Linked DNA regions of Homo sapiens: region 2 is linked to region 1. Evidence: read pairs that join two places in POLR2A ChIA-PET (ENCODE). Cell type or tissue: IMR-90. All regions are shown on one strand. Links, peaks and the distances in the headings refer to the core of each region. The heading gives the core; the rest is flanking DNA. Region 1 holds the start of NDST1-AS1 (NDST1 antisense RNA 1). Region 2 has its middle 58 kb from the start of SYNPO.

Region 1 (2,906 bases), core at 166-2,665:
GAGCAGGGGAGGGGGAGGGGGCATTCCTCGTGAGTGACATTATCCGTGACCTACAGCTGCCGCGCTGCCCTCGCCCGCACCCCAGCCTGCCCCCGGCCCCGCGCGGCCCCCTACCCTTTGTCCTCCCACCCCCGCGCGCGGGGCCCGGCCGACTCCACCCGCCCGCCCGGCGCCCGCCCGCACCAAACTTGCGCCGGCGGCCGCTGGGGGCCCCGCGCGGCCTGCACGCCGGGCTCGGGCCCCACCGGCTGGGCGACAGGGGACTGGCAGGCCCGGGCCCTCTCGGCCTCTTACCTGCCACGGCTGGGGCGCCACTCGGGGGAAGGGGCGCTCCCGGCGAGGAGCGGGACGCCTGGGTCCCCCGGGCCGTGCGTGCGCCTCCGGGCTCCGGCCCGGGCCAGGGTTAACCCCTTCGCGGCCGCCTCCCGCCGCTCCCACCCCCGCTCCACGCCGCCGCCGCCGCCTCCTCCCGCCCGCTCTCCTCCCCCTCCCGCTCCCTCCCGGTGCCCAGCCCCCAGTCCCGGCCCGGCGCTGCGCCGGGGCAGCTCGCAGCCTCCCCCTCGTCCCGCAGCGGGGAGGGGTCTCCCTGGAGACTGAAGGTTGGGGCGCGCTGCCTCGCCCCCTAGCCCAGAGGGGCGTACCCGTGCGCCGAGAGCCCCCAAGCCCGTCTCCCCTTACCTCCTCGGCCCAGCGCCTACCTCCCCGAATCGCGGCCGCTGGGAGCGGGGTTCGATCCCGTGATGCCGCGTGGGTGCCGGCCAGAGAAGAGCTCCGGAGGCCGGGGCGGCCGGCGGGCGTGCGGTGAGCGCCCCGGGGCGGGGGCCGGGGCGGGACCGAGCGCTGCTATCGGGGCTGGATTTCTCGACTTCCACCCGGATTCTCCCTCGGCCCTCCCGGCCGATTCGGTGCTGCTCGGCGACCACGTGACGCGGGCTGCCTTTGACCCCTATCTCCGAGCGGGTAGGGGGCGGGGGCCGGAGGGGGTGTCAGATGCAGGACCCACGAGGGCCGGGGCGGCTGCCCGGCGTCCCCGAGGCGGTGACCCCCGGGAAACAAAGCCCGGGGGGAAACCAACAAGTTATTCGGGGTCAGAGACGAAACAGCGCTGGGGGTCGGGAGAGGCGGCAGAGAGAATGTGGGAGACAAAGACCCGCGCCCGCGGCGGCTCCGAGGGCCCTGGGAACGCTCTGGCTGGGCTCGAGAGGGCCTCCAGGCTCTTCCACCCCTGGGCTTGTGACAGCTCTCCAGGACCTCCTGGGACAGCTCCCCGACCACCAGTGCTCTGCCAGAATGACCCCTCCTGGGCAGACCCTCCCTCCCCCAACACACACCTTTGCCCTGACTCTCGAAAACCCCTTTATCGTGATTATGTGGTTCATTTACTGGTTTCATTGTTTACTAGAATGTCATCTTTCCCAACAAGTTGTTCCCAGCAGAATCCTCTCTCCTGGCACAAAACAAGCAGATGAAGAGGTAAATGACCTTGTGCAAATCTCTTCTCCCGCTGAGCCTGCCCCCCAACCCCTGTTATTCTAGCTATCCCAAGGACTCTGCAAATTAGGCAGGATGACAGTGGTTGTTCCCGTTAAACAGATGGGAACAATGAGGCTCAGAGAGATGAGATGATTTGGCAGGTTAATGAGAGCCTAGGCTGGCACTCGGATCGGCCTGCTCCCAGTGGAGGGCTTTCTGCCACCCATGAGCCAGCCTGTAAAATGAGCAGGGTGGGGTTGGATGAGTGAATCCCTTAAGGAGCTTGTAAGGATGCAGATCACCCGGCCCTGGAGATCCTGAGTCTGGGAAACAGTGGATTGGTGGATTCCTAAGGACCTTTAGAGGCTCAAGATTATCCAACTGGGCCGGGCGCGGTGGCTCACGCCTGTAATCCCAACACTTTGGGAGGCTGAGGCGGGCGGATCACGAGGTCAGGAGTTCAAGACCAGCCTGGCCAACATGGTGAAACCTCCTCTCTACTGAAAATACAAAAATTAGCTGGGGGTGGTGGCGCATGTCTGTAATCCCAGCTACTCAGGAGACTGAGGCAGGAGAAAATCGCTTGAACCCGGGAGGTGGAGGTTGCAGTGAGCCGAGATCGTGCCACTGCACCCCAGCCTGGGTGACAGAGCAAGACTCCGTATCAAAAAAAAAAAAAAAAAAAAAATTTAGAGTATCCAATTGTAGGAACAAAGCTCAAAAAGTATACAAGGCCGGGTGTGGTGGCTCATGCCTATGACCCCAACACTTTGGGAGGTTCAGGCGGGCGGATCACTTGAGGTCAGGAGTTGGAGACCAGCCTGGCTAACATGGTGAAACCCATCTCTACTAAAAATACAAAAAAAAAAAAAAAAAAATTAGCGGGGCATGGTGGCAGGTGCCTGTAATCCCAGCTACTCAGGAGGCTGAAGCAAGAGAATCACTTGAACCAAGGAGGTGGAGGTTGCAGTGAGCCATGCCACTGCACTCCATCCTGGGTGACAGAGCAAGACTCTGTCTCAAAGAAAAAAAAAAAAAGGCTGGGAGTGGTGGCTCATGCCTATAATCCCAGCACTTTGGGAGGCCAAGGTGGTGGATCACAAGGTCAGGAGTTCAAGACTAGCCTGGCCAACATGGTGAAACCCTGTCTCTACTAAAAATACAAACATTAGCCGGGTGTGGTGGTTCGTACCTGTAATCCCAGCCACTCGGGAGCCTGAGGCAGGAGAATCACTTGAACCTGAGAGGCAGAGTTTGCAGTGGGCCGAGATCACGCCATTGCACTCCAGCCTGGGCAATAGATTGAGACTGTGTCTCAAAAAAAAAAAAAGGCCAGACATGCTGGCTCACGCCTGTAATCCCAGCACTCTGGGAGGCCGAGACGGCTGGATCACGAAGTCAGGAGATCAAGACCATCCTGTCTAACACAGTGA
Region 2 (2,906 bases), core at 237-2,736, 97 kb before region 1:
AGTCCAGGACTTCCCCACCGTGAGATGCCCTCTAGAGAGAGATCAATGGGGTGAGATATTTCTGGCCTCCCAGGCCAACCTTGTCTGGTCAGAGTGCCCCCCCAGCCACAGGTGAAGGGCCTTGCAGTACCACTAACCACCTTCCAAGGTGGGGTGGGGGCACAGTAGACATCGCGGGCAGCTCTGAGGGAAGGACATAAGCAGAGGGAAGAATGAGGGCCTGCGTGTGCGAGTTCAGTTGGTTCATAGGTTTACCCTTTGAGCAGTTTTACTTCTTGCCATTTATCCCAAGGAAATAATTCACATGTGTACGAAGGTGCAGGTACCAAGAGATTCAATGCTGCATTGTCCATTCAAGGGACATTTTGAAAATCCCCTAAAAGCTCGACAACATCAGGCAGCTATACGATGGAACGGCCCTAAAAAGGTCAAAGTGGATCTGCATTTCCTGACGTGGCCAGGTGTGCACCACTGGTGTTGAGTAGAAGAAGGAAAGTGACAAAGCTAGATGAGTATGATGAGCCCACTTTCCTGAAAAGTAAACATACATAAATACTACAGAGACCCAGGACAGAAATAATAGGAGAAATGACACCAACATATTGGCAGTCAGTCATTTTACATGGTAATTTTGGGGTGATATTTAGTTATCTGTTTTGTTATATTCTCTTCTAGCTGTTATGTGTTTAACAATAAAATCATTGGCTGTGTGCAGTGGTTTATGCCTGTAATCCCAGCACTTTGGGAGGTTGAGGTGGGAGGATTTCTTGAGGCCAGGAGTTTGAGACCCTGTCTCTTAAAAAAAATATGACAACAATAATAATAAAACCACCGAAAGGGCTAGAGATGGTGGCCTGCAGCCCTCTGCTATAATCACCGTACTTGAGAGGCACTCATGAGGAAATGCGCCTTGGGTTCATCTTAGCACCTGCTGGAGGGACTTTCTCTGAGAAGTCCAGAATCTGCTTTCAGACCCTCTCCCAAACCACTCACTCAGGGGCCTCAACCTGGATTTTCCTCCTCCATGGGTGGTTCAGGTGCCAGTCACACCTCCCCCTGTGGCTCTGGCCAGGGTAACACAAGAACCTTGGGCAGGTGGGATACTTTCCTTTTTGGAGCTGAAAGCCCTTTCCTAGGCAGCTGTGTGCCTCTCCCAGCAGGACAGGGTGGGTGAGAACCCCACCCCCAATTCTGAACAGAGCCAAAGTCCAGGAGAGACAGCCATCGGCCAAAGGTCAGCAGTACAGCCAACGCCACCTGGGCCCAGCTGCTGAGGAGAAGGAGGTAGAGAGGTTCGCCGTCTGGGCAGCTGCCCTCTGGCCCGCTGCCGGCCTCCCCTGCCCCCACCCCAGCTCCCCAAAGGCCAGGAACATCTGGCTGCTGGCCTAGCTCCAGGAAGGGTGAGTGAAGGGGCCTCTTTCCACCAGGCCCGCCGCTGCCGCGGTGCAAGGCACATCAATCAAGACCGCAGAGCTGGCTGGTGCTGGGAGAAGAGCCGGCTCCTTCCCCACCCCCTCCCCAGACATTCCTGCGTAATGGAATCTCCTTTCCTGTTCATTTATTACCAACCCGCAGAACCCCGCCAAGCCCCGTCTGCACACTCAAGCCCCACCGACCCTGCCTGTTCCTGGGGAAAGGGGTTCCTGGGGGTCCTGGAAGGAGCGACCTAATGGCCACTAGCAGATTCCCACAGTACTCCTCTGCCTTCGTGCACTTGCCCAAGAGGCCTGCTCTGCTAAGCACTCACATAGGAGATCTCAAGTGTCTATGCCTGTGATATGAACACTCTCATCCTCATGTTAACAGATGAGAAAACTTCAGCTCTGAGATGTTAAGCCACTTGCTCAGAGTCACACAGCAAGACAATGGCAGAATCTGCCAAATTCCCAAGCCCAAGCTCTTTCTTTTCTTCTGTGGAAAAGACTATTCTTTCCCTCACTGAATGGTCTTTCTTTGAACCCTTGTCAGTTGACCATAGATGTATGGATTTATTTCTAGACTCTAGACTTGATAAATACATACCCTTGTGCCACACTGTCATGATTACTGTTGCTTTGCAGTTGCTTTAAAATCTCAATGTGTGAGTCCTCCTGCTGTATTCTTTTTCAGTATTGTTTTGACTATTCTGGATCCCTTGAAATTCCATATGAATTGTAGAATTAGAATGTCAATTTATACAATTTATATCAGCTATTTGACAAGGGTTGTGTTGAATCTGTAGATCAATTTTGGGAGTACTGCCATCTTAACAATGTTAATTGAGTCATCCAGTCCAGGAATATATAGTATTTTCCACTTGTTTAAGTCTTTACTTTCTTTCAACAGTTTTGTAGTTTTCAGAGTATAAAATTTGCATTTATTTTGTTAAGTTTATGTATACGTATTTCATTCTTTTTGATGCTACTGTGAGTGGAATTGTTAATTTAATTTCTGGATTGTTGATTTTGAATGTGTAGAGATACAATTTATGTTTGTATATCAATCTTGTATCCTGCAACCTTGCTGAACTTATTTATGAGTTCCAATAGTTTTTTAGTGAATTTCTTAGGATTTTCTATGTGTAAGATCATATCATCTGTGACTAGAGATAGCTTTACTGCTTCCTTTCTTTTTTTCTTTTACTTTTACTTATGTATATTTTTATAGAGACAGGGTCTTGCTCTGTCACCCAGGCTGGAGTGCAGTGGTGTGATCACAGCTCACCGCAGCCTTGAACTCCTGGGCTTACACAATCCTCCAGCCTCAGCCTTCTGAGTAGCTTGGGATGACAGGTACACACCATCACACCTGGCTTATTTTTTTTTTATTTTGTTGAAGTGAGGTCTTGCTTTGTTGCCCAGGCTGGTCTCAAACTCCAGGCCTAAAGCAATCCTCTCACCTTGGCGGCCTCCCAAAGCACTGGGATT

What was found. ChIA-PET counts read pairs that join two places held together with the same protein. Peaks named below come from ENCODE experiments on the same cell type or tissue, not always from the same donor. Only the 100,000 strongest peaks of a DNase experiment are listed, where the experiment ranks them.
Region 2: POLR2A ChIA-PET joins it to region 1 with 10 read pairs; 4 of 35 experiments call an interaction of 5 or more read pairs at or near these places.

What each region holds. Positions count from the first base shown.
Region 1 is chr5:150,483,796-150,486,701 of GRCh38, reverse strand. NDST1-AS1 (NDST1 antisense RNA 1) reads left to right here and starts at 710. Exons shown (of 3, transcript NR_105061.1): 1 at 710-801; 2 at 1,403-1,473. RefSeq lists a silencer at 157-946 and an enhancer at 479-1,134. In IMR-90, for the core only: a CTCF peak has its summit at 240; no DNase peak of the experiment used is centred there; H3K4me3 peaks cover 1,445 bases; H3K27ac peaks cover 1,404 bases.
Region 2 is chr5:150,580,941-150,583,846 of GRCh38, reverse strand. No RefSeq gene overlaps it. Among named protein-coding and RNA genes, the nearest start is that of SYNPO, 58 kb to the left of the region's middle. In IMR-90, for the core only: no CTCF peak of the experiment used is centred there; a DNase peak (open chromatin) is centred at 1,436.